Regions from separate parts of the Homo sapiens genome. Here region 2 is linked to region 1. A link is a loop called in an ENCODE intact Hi-C map of the cell type or tissue named here. Cell type or tissue: mammary epithelial cell. All regions are shown on one strand. Links, peaks and the distances in the headings refer to the core of each region. The heading gives the core; the rest is flanking DNA.

Region 1 (8,055 bases), core at 1,772-5,771:
TGCTAGAAACATAAAGAGATTCATCTGCATCTTCTTCAACAGTGTGCCTCACCTCCAACTCTCACTGTGAAAGATCTGCTTTCTGCTGAGCATGGACCTGGGAGAGATGTGTTCCCCGGAAGGCGGCCCGGGCTGTCATCAAGTCAGTTGCACAGGGACAGTGTGAAGCCTTCTCACTGTGGCACGAGCCATCACTCTCAGAGCACCTCAAGCCTGGCAGGGTTCCGAAAACCTCAGGGTTTAATCACTCCCCTGTTTAAGGAACTCAGACACAATGTATTTTACAAATTATTTTTGAAAGGTTTATATGAAGTGTTAAATTTTATGAACTGTATATTTTACCAACAATGGAAAAAAAAGGCTTATGAGCTTAGAGGCTTTCACATTCATTATTTCACTTAATTCTCTAAACCTCCAATGGGGTAAATCAATTTCTGTTTTGCAGACCATTAGACCAAGGCACAGAGAGATTAAGTGGCTTGCCAAAAGGGGTAAGAGTTTTCATGGGCTAACTGGGGTTATTTTTTTCACAGTTCATCAAATGACAAGTTTAACGTGATATATCTTATTTTATGTTGCATGTGATAAATAGTTACACTTTTTATTTGTTAATTACTAGGTTTTAATGGTCAACTTTAGTCCAAAGCTTCTCCCTCTTCTCACCTTCTCCCAGCCTTCTGATTCAGTTTATACATACACACACACACACACACAACATACACAGAGGCACACACATGCATGCATGCATGCAATACCCACATTGTTCTTTTATATTATTATTATTTTTTGAGGTGGCATCTTGCTCTGTTGCCCAGGCTGGAGTGCAGTGGCACAAACTCAGCTCACTGCAACCTCTGCCTCCCAGTTCAAGCGATTCTCATGCCTCAGTCTCCTGAGTAGCTGGGACCACAGATGCGCACCATCACACCCGGCTAATTTTTGTATTTTTAGTAGAGATGGGGTTTCACCATGTTAGCCAGGCTGGTCTTGAACTGCTGACCTCAGGTGATCCGACTACCTCAGCTTCCCAGAGTGCTGGGATTACAGGTGTGAGCCACGGTGCCCAGCTGTCCTTTTATTTTTATTTGGTGTTCCTTGTTGGAAGAGATCAGCTTCTCTTCACTAGAGAAATTTTTCAGTGATCCTGGTGGGGGCTCCAGTCCCCTTTTCTTTAGGAAGAAATAGAGTAGAATGATTGGGAGTACAGTGACAGGGTGGTGTCACATTTCCTGAGTTTGAGCCTCAGCTCTTCCACTTGCTGGCTGTGTGGCACTGGGCAAACTCCTTCACCTCTCAGTGCCTCAGATACCTCTCTATACAGAGGAAATGCAAGCGGAAGTATAAGGAAGATCACACGAAATAGCGCCTGTCAATCACTGTCAAGCACAGTGCCTGGCACACAGTAGGTTTGCAGGATGCCTGTGGTTTCTGTCACCCTGATGTGACTCTCCTGGGGCCCTTGAAGGTAGCATTCCAGGCCCTCAGAATCTCCAGGGGAGTGACTGGGAGCTGTAGTTTCACCAGCACCGGGCTGATGCTTGTGGCTGGGAAACGCCACTACCAAGGTGATGAAAGGTGAAGGTGGGTTGATATATAAAATAAAAGAACTTGGAGGAAAGTTAATACCTTTGAACATTGGTTCCCAAAGTGTGGTCCTGCACCAGCAGCAATATCCACCTAGCAACTTGATGGAAACGCAGATTCTCAAACCTTCCTCCAGACTTACTGAACGGAAACTCTGGGGGTGGATGCTAGTGATATTGTGTTTGAACAAGCCCTCCAGGTGTGTCTGAGGCCTGCTGAAGTTTGCAAACCATACTTTAGAATGTGAAAGAGCCAGTCCCTATTTCATTTCAAATGAGTTTAGATGTATATTTAGCTACTGAAATAAGAAATCTAAAGATATGTACACTTGTACCAAGAAGACAAGGAAAGAAATCTGCTGATATGAAGACTCAGTTATATTTCGAACAAAGGCAATGAATCCATCTTGGTCCTTTGCTTGGCTCATGGTGAAACATAGCGGCCACCATGTGGGTCAAGAGGCTTGTGTTCAGGACAGCTGAAGGGATGGCCTTGACCTTACTGTCCTCCCAGCACCAAAAGGAGCCAAGAGCGAGAGGTTACTTCTGCCTCTCCGGAACTCCAGCACTTCCTCCCTGGGGGTGCTGGCATCTTTCTTATGCACTGTCACTCTCCTCGTGGTTACTGTTGTTTGGGTCAATGTTGTAAGCAGTTGCTTGAATACAAACCCTCTGCTTTTTCATCCCTGTTTCTCCTGGGCAAACCCAAATGTGACTGCAAAACATCTCCAAATAGAGTCCAGTTCTTCTAAGTGTCAAGGCTTGGCCCAGCCACTGCCTCTGCTGTAAAGACTTTCTAGCCTGAATACCACCATGGCAAGTCATAAGCCTTGTTCTTCCCCTCCTGTGCTCCACATCCCAGGGATTTGATCCCTGCAGGCTGCATTTCCAGGCGCCTGCTGGGTTTGAACAGTGCAAGCCTCTGGGGTGAGACTGCAGGGTGGTCGGAGAGGGATGCCAGGGTGGTTCTCCCCCTCCTCTGTGGCTGGCTGTCTGACAGTGGCTGGGGATCTTCCAGGGCTCTATTGCTACTCCTGTCCCCACTAGCTTTTGTGTACCTTCTTGTCTGTTTGATAAATTCTCTGGATTAAATTCTCCAAGGGATTTGGAGTGGTTTCTCTTTTCTTTATTGGGTCCTGACTAACTTAGCCCCTTGTCTTGCTTCCACTGGGAGTGGTCACTCAGCATTTGCATACGTATCTTCTCCAATAGCCATGAGCTTCTCAGGAGTAGCCGTCATATCCAATTCAATGTCACATCCTTAGTGCCTACTCCAGGAGCTGTCACTTTCAACATGCTTGGTGTTTGATGAATGAATGCGTGATAACATGTGAGGAGGGCTGAAAATGCAAAGGAAAATCAAAGTATGCCGTATATTCAAAATGCATGCAACAAGCAAGGTTTACCATATGGAAATAGCGATGTATGCCCTGCCTAGTAATCTAGTTTAAAATAGTAATAATAAACCTTAAGCTTGTCCACAGTACAGATTTTTTAAACAATAATTTGAGAATGTTCAAATCTGTTCCATTATAAGCCACCCCAGAACTTAATGATTTAGAACCCTTTATTATTTCTCATGATTCTGTGGGTTATGACTTGAGTTGCCTTCAGCTGTTCTTGCCTGGGCTCGCTCATCACCACGTTTGGTAGCGATTCGGCTGGAATTCATATGCGTGGGACCTCAGGAGAAATGGAGATTCTCTCTCCACTAGAATCTCATGCTGAAGGAGGCTGGTGCGGGCTTGTTCACAAAGTGGCAGTCTTCCAAGAGGGTGAGGGGCAAACTCTGAGGCCAATTGAGGTAGAGGCTTGGAAGTTACACAGCATCTCTTCCTGTGCATTCTGCTTCAAAGCAAGTCAAGAGCCCAGCCCAGATTCAAAGGATAGGGAAATAGACTCATGTCTTAATGGGAGGGGCTTCCAGGAATTTGTGGCCATATTTAATCCACTGTAGAGTGGTTATTCTCATTACGAAACATTCTTTATTACAACATTTAGTATGGCTGTACCTTAAGTAGAGCCTCCTGGAATAGATTTAAAAGGTTGCTCAACTGGTAAGACCCACAAATGGAGAGCTGCCACTGCTTTCCTTAGTTCTTTGTCTGACCACCAGATGGTGGCATTGCTCAGTCGACCCCGAGTATTTCAAGGCCGGCACCAAATTCCACCTGGAGATGCCCTTCAAGCTGTGGGAATTCTATGATTTTGCACAGCTGGATTGGGAGCAGGCAGTGCTACCTATGGAGAGGGTCTGGGATTAGGGTTGCAATGGGCATTGGATGCCTCTTTCTCCCTGACTCTTCTAGAACTGTTGTGGGAAATTTCTTCACCTCCCCAAATGGGGGACTGGAGTAAGATGCTGCAAATATCATCCCATCACAATGGACTCAATCATGAAGAAAAATATCGTTTGTAATAAAAAAATTGTTTGCATACTCATGAATTGTCTATCGAAATTACATTGTATTGATTTCATCCTAGTGATGTAAATAATTCTATACCACTTCTTTTTCTTTTTTCTACCCTCTGCACCATTATAGTTGTTTGTATAACAGTGTCTGCAAAAACTGATAACATTTGATTAAGGCCTGCAGTCTAGTCCATTGTATTGTGCCAGTGTCAATTTCCTGGTTTTGATCATGTAATATAGTGATATAAGATGTTATCATTGGGGAAGATAGGAGATAAGGACATAGACCTTTCTGTACTATTTTTGCAACTTCTTGCAAGTCTATAAGTATTTCAGAATAGAAAGTTAAAAAAATACCCTCACTAAAAATAACCTCCACCTGCTTGTGTATTACTGGTATTTGCATCATCATTTGGGAGAAAAGTTGAGCATTGATTTTAAAAACTCTTTTTTTGGGGGGGGGGGTCATTCTGGCAGGGTAGCACTGGCTTCTCAACCCCCTTCAGATCCACTGGCCACTTCCACAGATCCTGCCCAGGCTCAAAGCACCTGCTAGACTAGGTGATCAGTGGTGCAGAGACCTGGAGCCAAGGATGGGGAGAGACAGTCATTGCCACCTCCTTTCTTCCCTTTCTGGACTCAGAGATCCTCTGTCCCAAGTTTCTCCCTTATAGTCAGGGCTCTGCCCTTTACTACTCACTTTCTTGTTTGTTGTCTTAATCGTGGGTTACAATGCTTCTCTAAGACTAACAGGAAGACACTTTTATTTCCATTTTGTGAATAAGAAAACTAACACCCAGGGTTTGAGGTACTTGGCTGGGACCAAAAGTAAGTGATGCATCCAAGGCTAGAAGGTAGATTAAATGACTTTTTAATCTGGGTTTTCCTTGCTAATTTCTAAATACACTAAAAAGAGAAAACTTTTTAGAAAGTTTTCTTTCTGAAAGAGAAAGCCTTTTAGAAAGTTTTCTTTCTGAAAGAGAAAACTTTTTAGAAAGTTTTCTTTCTGCAAGAGAAAGCCTTTTAGAAAGTTTTCTTTCTGAAAGAGAAAACTTTTTAGAAAGTTTTCTTTCTGAAAGAGAAAACTTTTTCAAGTGAAGTAAAACTTCTTTGAAATATTACGTGTTTAAACTCCTAGGCTGTAATTTCATATGCTTTTATTTACTGTCTTGTTCTATTAAAATGCAACCTATAGCACCTTTTAATGTTCACACAGTGTTTGAAGTAGAGAAATGAAACTTTTATGAGTAAGTGGAGAAAGTAGTGTTAACTTTTTTTTTCATTAATGAGAAAACAATAGGCAGCAATGGGTTTAGGAGTTCTATGGCGAAAAGGCATTTCCTGAGATTGAATCAGTGGCAAAAGGAGAGCCTGTTATGTTTTGCTAACCAAAAGAATGTGGGAACATTTTAGCTAAAATGCAAGTTAAAACTGTGAAACATATAAATAAGCATTTGGTATGCTTTTCAGTTTCCACAACAGTAGTCAAGCCAGTGAGCCCTGTGGGGAGGGCTCATGGGCCCTGGACTCAAAGAGCTCAGAGTATGTCTACCTGGGGAACTAAACCAGTGTGCATGAAATGACCAGAGAGTGATATGGGGCAGATAGGGTTTCATGCCAGGGTGTGTACCATGGTTGTGTCTGGAAACAAGGGCTACCGAGGCCTGGATCACTCAGAGGAGGCATCAGGGAGAATGTACTGGACTTGGGCTCAATGTAGAGATGTAGGGGGTAGCTCTCTTTTGACTCCTAAAATTACAGTGAAAAACTGGGTTCTCGTAATCACACTTACGAGTTGTTGTGTCCCTGGACTAGTTATATCTTCTCTCTCTCTCTCTCTTTCTCTCTCTCTCGCTCTCTGTGTGTGTGACAAAATACTCATACCACAAAATTTACCATTTTGATTATTTTAAGGTACACAGTTCAGTGCCACTAAGTGCATTTACAATGCTGGGCAATCATCATGACTATTTAGTTCCAGGACCTTTTCATTACCCACAAAGGAGACCATGTGCCCATTAAGCAGTCACTCTCTCCTTGGCAACCACTTAATGTGGTTTTCGTCTTTATGGACTTGCCTACTGTGTGACACACAGTGTTTTGTGGTGGATGGGAAAATGTATGATATTTAGGCCTTACTCTCAAGGAGCTTACTAATTGGGAAGATGTAATCTGAGAACATGAAAAAGACAGTTACATCCTATGACCAACATCATGCTTGCTGGGAAAACCTTAGAAGCATTCCCAATTACAGTCAGAAATAAGATAAGAGATGCTAAATGTCACCGCTGTGATTCAGCATTGTGCTGAAGAACCTAGCCAATGCAGTAAGACAAGAAAAATAAATGAAGCACAAGGATGGAAAGTAAGAGACAAATTATTGTTATGTGGAGATGATATGGTTGTGTACTTTCAACGAGTTGCTTACCTCTTTTATTATATGTAATACTTTTGGAAATTCAGTGTCCATGTACAGAAAGCAATAGCATTTCTGCCGAACTACAGTAACCTATAGGAAATGTTATAGAAAAAAAGATACAGTTCACAATAACAATAAAACAATAGGGTACCTAGAAAAAAATTAAATAAAATATGCCTAGTTCTTTAATAGAAAAAATTATAAAACATAAAGTATATCATAAGTAGAATATGATATGTTCGTAGATAGGATAGCTCATTTGTGTAAAAGTGTCTCATTGAAGACAATTCCAATAAATATCCCAACAGGATTTATCTTGCAATTACAGAAACCAATTCTAAAATTGATTTGAAGAGTAAGGTACATCCACAGGTCTGATATGTCTAAAAAAGAATAAAAGGGTCAAGAAAGCAAATGAAAGAGCAGAGAAACAGGCCTAAGAATCACTGTGAATTTAATACTAGATAACAGTGCATGATGAATGAGTGGGAAAGGCTGAGCACATCATTGACTTATCTTGAGACAACTAGCTTTCTATAAAAAAAGATACTAGATCTGCATCTCACAACACATACCAAGATAAATCTCAGCTAAACCAGCATGTGAAAATCAAAATGTTAACACTGTCAGAAGCCAACCCCGGGAGAATATCTTTATGACCTGAGAGGTTAAAAAGAATTCCTTAGAAAGGATCCAAAAAACACAACTCAGAAGTGAAAAAAATGATAAATTTGACTAGGTTAAAGTATTATGATTTATAGGTGTATAATATAAGATTATGGCCTAGAAGTATACACATAGGTGTTGCCTCTGGACACAGAGTGAGGGGAGAGAATGGGACAGGGGACATCAGCTTTATCCATCATGTGAAAAATGATAAAAATGTTAACATTGGTTAATCCTGGTTGGTGGGGACACAAGGGCTTGTTACACTTAGAAATATTTCCATGTTTAAAAAATTTTTAAGACAACACAAAGCAACTACCAACCTCAGCATGAAAGGTGGAAACTATCGTTGTATAGGGGGAAATTGCCAAACCCAAAATCCTGATTGATCTTATCACTGCCATCAGCAAGCTGCGTCCATGGGTGAGGACCTTCCTCTCAGGGGCTGTGTGCTCTGGAAAACAAGAGGGTTGGACTGATTACTAGCTTAGGTCCTCCTCCCTTGCCAGCGCTCACATTTTCTCTTCTCTCTGTGGGGCAGGTTACAACTGCTAGAGGAGCAGAGAAGGAAGAACGCGTGGGGAAGAGCATCGTCACAAGCATTAAGTTCTATCCAAGCATGGGGAAATTGTTTTCATTGCATTCAATTCTTACTTACCCGACCTCTTAATTCATAGATGCTGCCTGATTTCTTTTAAGCTCTAGACCTTGCTGTTTTCCTTGACAGGGTGAAACTGGGTGTTCTGTAATGAAATGTGTGCTCCCTGACAAGTGGCAGAGATTCTGAATTTTCTGGGACTGACTAGGAGCATCATGCTGCTGACATCAGTGTACCTGCTTAATTGGGCTTCATTATTGGTCTGAAATCATGAGGCCTTTCAGGAGCCAAGAAATACACCTGGGTATGGTGGGGTGATGAAGGAAGGGTGCGATGGGTCTCTAAGGAGGTACCAGTGTTTTAAGCAAGGTGGTCA
Region 2 (8,055 bases), core at 1,412-5,411, 610 kb after region 1:
ATTTGAAGGACGGAGCACAGAGCACCATTGAATGGGTTTACAATCAGGTAGGGATGCATAAATACACATTAGCACCTCTATTAATTGGGCACTTTTAAGTTGCAAGTGACAGAATTCTAACTCTATTATTTCCATGTGACCCCAAACCCTATGGGAGACAGAAAGTACAACAGGGCTTCAAGGACCACTGGAGCCCAGATCCCAAATATGCTAGTGATAGCAGTGGAGGGACCATGAGCTTTGGAGGCAGTCTTGATTTAAATGCTGAATCTGCACCTGTGTGAGCTCATCTTGGTGAAGAAATGTGCCCATGTTCACTTTCCTCTATAAAATGGAGTTTGTAGCTATGTCCTCATAAAGTAGATATTTAATGATATAAAATTGGTTTCCTTTGTTAAGGATTGAGGGCTGGAGGGCTGGGAAGGCCAGGGATGGCAAGCAATGCCCAATTTTCCTGCAATGTGAAAACAGCACTGTTAGGAATGGAGAACAAAACTCAAGGTCAACTATCACTATACTTTGTGTGGTTTTGATCTAGCTTCTCAACAGCCATGTGATTTTATTCTGATGTTGTAGGAGGAATGAATCCTTAACGTGAAGATTACAGAAAATAGTAGGAGGGGGGGAAAAGCCATTTTCACAGCAAGTGAGGAACACTATCACACAAAGGTGGCTATGTGGAGGAAAAAATGCTGACTTCACAAGATAGCTGAAGAGCCTCAGGGTTTTGTGACAATTTTACTCCCAGATGGGAAAATAAATAAATGACCAAAAAAGACTCTAGGACAGGTAGAAACTAAAATACTATGGAATCTAGTGTTAAATGTTGTGAAATTTGTAAAGGATTATTTTCCTTGCAAATACTTTCAACCTTTAGGAAACAAATCTACCTAGAATTTTAAGCATAAAAATAGAATAAAGTACTTCTAATTACTTTTATTAAAATATAGCATTAGCACTAACATAAGTCCAAAGAGCACATAAAACTATCATATGTATTATAGCTATTTTATTTGGGATTTGGACATCTATAATCATCAGCAAACAGAACCCAGCAGTACGTTAAGGGAAAAATCACCATGACGAGGAAGCGTTCTTTCTATGACTTCATTAATTGTTTAATATTAGGAAATCAATGGTTATAATTCAATTTACTAACAGCAAAAGAAAAAACATAATACAACTTGATATATGCTGAAAAGCATTTGATAAAAATTAACATCCATTCTTGATACAAAAACTTTCAATCAAGTATCAATAAATGAATATGCTCATAGCATTATAAGACATACATTTAAAATCCATGGCTAGCCTCAAGCTCAGTGTTAAAATTCCCGTTAAGATCAGAAACATGAAAAGAATGTTCATTGTCATAAACATTATCTGGTGGTGTTTTTTCTAGATGTGCCAATTCCATTAGAAAAAGAATTAAAATGAGTGGTGGAGACACCTTGATGATTTGCAGACTAAAACACTGTGAAGCTGTTAAAAAGAGAGTAGGATTCTCTATGTTGAATTATAACCATGCCCACTCCATATTGAGGAAAAATAGGATATGTAAGTCACTAGAATATTATATCCTTTCTGTAAAATCAGAGTACATAATTGTGTGTTGGGGAAAGCAAAATGCATTTAAAAAAAACATGATTTTTTTTTAACTCATGCTTGTATTTAGTAAGGTATTAACTGTTCTACTTCTGAATTATGGGTTTACAGGACACTGTTATTTCCTTCTCTGTGCCTTTTGAAAATTGCTTGACTCTTTTTTTTTAAACAATACACATGAGGATAATAATTGTTAACTTTTATTTATCAAACATGTGCTTTTGGATTATGCTTCACCTCACTCAATCTTCACATTATTTTCTATCTCTTTCTTTATTTTCCAGATGGGAAAACAGGCTTAAGGAAGGATAAGTAACTTGTTCAAGGTAAAAGGCATTCTGACTTTAAATTCATGTGCTCTTAACCACTCCTCTATTGCTTTTATTATTAGAAAAAGAAATTGTCATTTCCAAAATACATATATATAGAGAGAGAGATATATACACACATACATACATAAATATATTCTGTGATAAATGGTATATATAAAGATATTTCATACCTTTGTATATAGAAATGATGTATATATATTTTAAAAAGATAGTTTTATAAATCTATAAGTATATATGTATGCATATGTATATATATACACATATATGTGCACCCACAAATATATATAAAAAATATAAAAAGTTTATATAATACAGTGCCTAGAAAATGGTCATTAAATTGTATTTATTCATCTTCCTAAAGCCTCCATGCTTGGAATATGAGCAAAAACTATGTTTATTTAGCATTGTATCCCCTAGCAGCAAGCAGGTGTCTTTCACAGCATTAATATTAAACAAAGATCTTTTATACATGTAAATATAATAAACAATAGAAAATTGGATTATATTGCATGCCCAGCAGTGAGCTCTTCCTGCGATACCCCCACTGCCTACTGTCCTCTGCGATGAGCACTGACCTTTCTCTGGGCTGTGGATGGAGTCACAGCAGGGGTCAATAGGGCCATGGTGTGGATTCAAAGCCTGGCATTGGCCAGCCTGCTCTATGATATGAGTAGGCGAAGCCTCTAGAGAGAGGTTCGCTTTTGGATATAGAAGGATGTGCCTTTCCTCTTCATAGAAATCTGGCCTTTGCAATAGCCTAAATGAAGACCTCATCCTTTCTGCTCAATGTCATTCTTCACGGATGCTCCGAGGAGGAGGCTGAGGATATAGCCAGGCCATGGAGTGGGTGAATGCTGTTTATGGGTCCCAGGTGGTGCCCAGAGTCCTGAAAGCGCTAATTGAGTTTTCTGGAAAATACCACAGTTTACCTTTGTTCAGCTAGAATACAGCCCCCACCATGTTTTTCCTCTAGTACTGGCTCCTGAGCTCAGAGAAGATAAGGAGAGGATCATGCTGGCGTGAGCACTGACCACAGAGGGAACGAGAGACCCAAGAAATACCCTTTCCCTGTGGTGACAGGATGGAAACTGCCAATCTCTCTGCAGGCGCCCCTCTGGCTGGTAGGAGGCACCAGAACACACTGCATGCTCCAGTGTGTGATATGCTGCTGTTTCTTAAAAGCCTGTGTGAGAGGTCAGTGCCACCAAGTGGCTGAAAGGTGAGTGGGCAAATGGAAGGGTATCTGCAATACAGTGGCTTCCTAGTACTTCCCCTCCCCTTCCTCCTGCCTCTACCACCCACCCATTACCCCATGTCTCTCAGGACTCTATGCTGTCCTAGGCAGACTATAGGGTACTGGATTAATCTCCTCTTTTAAGTTAGCTCTCAGGTGTCCAACTCTCCCTTTACACCTTAATCTAGACTTTGGCCTCCTTCCCTGCTTTAACTGATTGATCTCATCATGAGGAAGAACTCGGTGACTACAGACCAAAGACTCCTTCATTGGGTAGGAAAGACTGAGAATAAATCAGTGTTCCCTCTCTATCGGTGGATACTTTCATGTTTGCTCTGAGGTCTGGCTTAACTCAAGGAACTAACTGGTAATGAAGGAAGTTCAGGCAGGCTTGTGGGAGAGATGGATGGATAGACATTTTTTATTAGCACTTCTCTAATCAGTTGAGTTCAGATAAGTGACCACAGATGCAAGATACCACATTCTACAATAAGAGGAAACACCCAATATATATGTCATATTTGTGCCCTCAAGGAAGTGGTAATTCAGTAAGGCACATAGATCATAAACACATGGATTAAAAAATACAGTCATGCAAGTATTTAAAAATGATAGAATAGCATAAGATAGGCATAAAGTATGCAGAACCAATCAAGGAAACAAAAGATGAACTGCAAATGATGGTCACTGAGTATCTGTGGCATGCCAGATACTATCAAGCACTCCCATAAATTTTATTTTATGTAATCCTCCCTAAACTCTGTCATATTTCATGGATCTCAAAAGAAAACACCCAAACTCTTTCTTTTTATCTTTCTTTTTAAAATTTATGTAAATTTAAGGAGTACAAGTATGATTGTATTATATGGATATGCTGTGTAGTGACGAAGTCTGGGCTTTTCGTGTAACCATCACCTGAATCATGTAATTGATTTTTAAATGGTGCTTGAGTCAACATTTTGCAAAGTCGAAGGATCAACATTAGATCATTCTAATCCCCCCTACTCTCTAGAAGTCAACACTTTTCAAAGTGTGCCATGTGTGAGTGGCATTGGGATAAATATACATAATAAAATTTAACAATAATGCCCTTTAAAACTAACAGCCAAATTTGTGCTAATCCCCAACAGTCTAACCTTCTACTTAAAGTGTAGTCTGTAAATCAGCAGCATTAGCATGACCAGGGGCTTGTCAGAAATGCAGAATCTTCGGTCCCTTCTGAGACCAGCTAAATCAGAATCTGCATTTTACAAGAACTTAAAGCGACTTCAGTGCACATTAAAGTTTAGGAAGCACCCAGATGGAACACAGGAATAATTTTTCCTCAAGTATCTAATTATCTGTCTCCTGGTCTTCTTGACTGTTGTAGTACACAGTACTAAGTGGTTAACCAGTTGCCCAAGCCATTGAGATTAAAAGATACAAATGAAAGAAAAGATTCAGAGAGTAATTAGGATCAGGAATAAAAGAAAGAGAATGAGAGTAACAAAGGAGAAAGCTATGAATACAGAAGTAGGCATAAACACACACACACACACACACACACACACACCTGCATTATTAGAGTACTATAATGGAGCCCTAATTAGCATTCTGAATCAAGTACAGTGCCCTGTACATCATTATTCTAACAAATATTTATGAGCCCTTACTGACTAAATCAAAAGTTTGCCTATGGTTGTGATTCAGCCTCTTTTCTTTTTTTCTTTCTTTTTTTTTTTGATGGAGTCTTACTCTGTCGCCCAGGGTGGAGTGCAGTGGCGGGATCTCGGCTCACTGCAACCTCTGCCTCCTGGGTTCAAACAATTCTCCTGCCTCAGCCTCCCAGATAGCTGGGATTACAGGTGCCCATCACCACAACCTGTTAATTTTTTGTATTTTTAGAAGAGATGGGGTTTCATCGTGTTGCTCAGGCTGGTCTCAAACTCCGGTGCTCAGGCAATCCACCCACTTAGGCCTCCCAAAGTACTAGGATTACAGGTGTGAGCCACTGTGCCCGCCCCAATCTCATTTTTAAGGAGGTAGAGGAGTTTGTCTCAAAATGAAAAGTGATGTCAAACTTAGGATTCAAATACTTTGAAACATGTTAAATGTGTGCTAAATGAATTTTCTCAAAATCTAAGATTGGCCACTTTATTCTTAGATAACTGGCACCTTACAGCCCTACCCATGCCCACACACCCACCCCACCCCACACACAAATGAGTAATTAAAATTTTATTTTAATTGACCTGAAACCTTTTCAATGATCTTAGAAGAAATAAGGGAGACAAATAGGGGGAAGAAAAACAACAGAAAAATATTTCTTAAAATATTGTTATCAGTTTTTGCTGTTACTTGCTGATCTAAATTTATGGATGAATATGATAATTGTATTTCCTAAATAGCTACATATTATAGACCATCTTGAGATAGTCTTCAATATTCTGTGGCTTCCTTGTCTGAGGATCAGGAAGCCTTGAACAATCAATAGACACCAAGCATTGTGGTCCCATCTGTCCTTGGAAGACTTTCAAGACCTCAGTTCCGTGTGGCTTTGGGGTGCAGTCTGCAAGGTCTGTGTTAAAAGCTTAGAGATAGAGTGCTCCTGTACACATATACGTAGACAATTCCACACAAAGAAGTGCCTCATTTGCCATTTTAATCTCCTTGCATAGCTAGTCACCTTGTCTCTTTGCGAGTGTGCCTTTGTAACTGGGGAACTAGCTCTATTTTTTATTTCAATATTACTGAGAAAATATCTTAGATAAAAGCTAAATAGTCCCAAAGGTTCAGGAAAGCTGCTAAATATAAAACCCGACTTTAAAAATTGAGGATACAAGACCAATATGTAAAAATCAATTGTATTTCTGGGATTTATTCCATTCCGTTGGTCTATGTGTCTGTTTTCATGCCGATACTAGACTTTTTTATTTTTTAAAATATATATAGCTTTGTAATATAGTTTAAAATCAGGAAGCGTAATGCCTCCAATTTTGTCCTTTCTCAAGATTGCCTTGGCTATTAGGGGTCTTTTTTGGTTTCATGTGAATTTTATGATTCTTCTTTCTGTTTGTGTGAAAATTGCCATTGGAATTTTGATTGAGATTGCATTGAATCTGTACATCTCTCTGGGTAGTATGGACATTTTAACAATATTCTTCCAGTCATAAACAAGATAAATATTTTCATTTATTTGTGTCTTTCTCAGTTTCTTTCATCAATGTCTTGTAGTTTTCAATATACAGACTTTTCACTTACTTGATTAAATTTATTCCTAGTAATTTTTATGCTATTGAAAATATGATTGCTTTCTGATTTCTTTTTCAGATAGGAAATTGATCTTAGCAATGATTTTTGGGGGGATATGACACCAAAAGCAGAAATTAACAAGTGGGACCACATCAAACTGAAAACCTGTGAGCAGCAAAGGAAACAATCAACAACAGGAGAAGGGAACCTAGTAAATGGGATAAACTCTGTGAATGAGATACATATGTGTAGAGGAAAATTGTGGGGACAAGAGAGAGTCCTCTGAACAAGAATATGGGACTAAGCTTGCCATCGGTCTACCAGCGGCAGGTTAGAAACAACTTACAACTTCAGGAGAATGTAACCATTGTGAAAACTCTCTCCTCAGTGCTTCAAGTGGTATAGGACGTACTCTTGGTGTTACCTCTCTTTTAGACAGACTAGGGGAGAAAACCTTGTGGCTGTCTCTTTGGACTTTGTTTAGAGATTGAGAATTATGGGAATTACCCAGTATGCTTTGCAACCATTGCCCAATCTGTGGGAGGGTAGCTTTTCCCTTCACTTACACCTTCTCAGGCTTCTGTATTCCTTAAGGTGCTTCTGGCTTCCCTTCATCAAAGATACTTTACAGGAAGCTGATTTAAGCAAAGGATGACAATTAGGTATTTTTTTTTGCCAATTCAGATTGATTGATACTGGCTGAGGGATGAGTTTGTTAATTAAGAAGGATTCCCGGGTTTGGTGTCATTTCATAAATAACATGTGTTTGCGGCATAGGCGTGAAGCATGTGTGTTAGATATTTACCATTCCTACTCTAGGCTTAGAAGGTGGAAGATCCCTTGACAGACTAGTGGGACACTGGTTTATTAGTCCTAAACCATATCACCACTAGAAGCAGCCCCACACACAGTTTTCCTCTTCCTCCCTTTGTTCAGCACCTCTATGTCACATTTGACAATGATGTGCAAGTTTTGGCCTCAACAGTTATTTCTAATTACCTCATCAGATATGATCTTGTTTGATGCCTTGTCATTCTTATCATCTATGCAGTGGGCATCTCTAAAAAGTCAGTGGTTTCCTAAGTAAGAAAAGAGCAAGATGTGTTAGTTTGCCTGGCTGGCTTTCTTTTGAAATAATCAGGTTGTCTCTTCCCTAAAGAGTCTCTTCCCAGCTGGGAAGTCATCACCTGCCACTTGAGTCAATTATTGAAAAACACTTTGTCCTGCTCATGTTGTGAACTGTGATATAACCCAAATTCCCGTGGTGTAGAGACTTTCCAACCTTTCAGTAAAATCCTCCTTTGAGATTGAAGCTATGGTCTCTAATTACCAGCTTGGGCCATTTTTGCAGGATTGTTTTACTTTGGCCTTAAGAAAAAGTGACAACCCTGTCTCTACTAAAAAAAAAAAAAAAATACATATACAAAAAATTAACAGGGCATGGTGGTGGGTGCCTGTAGTCCCAGCTACTCTGGAGGCTGAGGCAGGAGAATGGCATGAACCTGGGAGGCGGAGCTTGCAGTGAGCTGAGATCGCACCACTGCACTCCAGTCTGGGTGACAGAGCGAGACTCTGTCTCAAAAAAAAAAAAAAAAAAAAGAAAAAAAGTGACAAGACACAAAAAGATGAGTTAAAACCCTAATAAGTTACACA

Evidence for each region. Peaks named below come from ENCODE experiments on the same cell type or tissue, not always from the same donor. Only the 100,000 strongest peaks of a DNase experiment are listed, where the experiment ranks them.
Region 2: it touches region 1 in a loop (17-fold over the local background); 12 of 110 quality-filtered maps call a loop at or near these places.

The regions. Positions count from the first base shown.
Region 1 is chr10:110,742,847-110,750,901 of GRCh38, forward strand. All of the region lies in intron 1 of RBM20 (RNA binding motif protein 20), which reads left to right. LOC124902498 (a long non-coding RNA gene) reads right to left here and starts at 7,467. Exons shown (of 3, transcript XR_007062286.1): 1 at 7,405-7,467; 2 at 6,425-6,505; 3 at 2,848-2,923. In mammary epithelial cell, for the core only: a CTCF peak has its summit at 3,701 (motif pointing right); a DNase peak (open chromatin) is centred at 3,565.
Region 2 is chr10:111,357,362-111,365,416 of GRCh38, forward strand. No RefSeq gene overlaps it. Among named protein-coding and RNA genes, the nearest start is that of HEAT2, 250 kb to the left of the region's middle. In mammary epithelial cell, for the core only: a CTCF peak has its summit at 3,122 (motif pointing left); no DNase peak of the experiment used is centred there.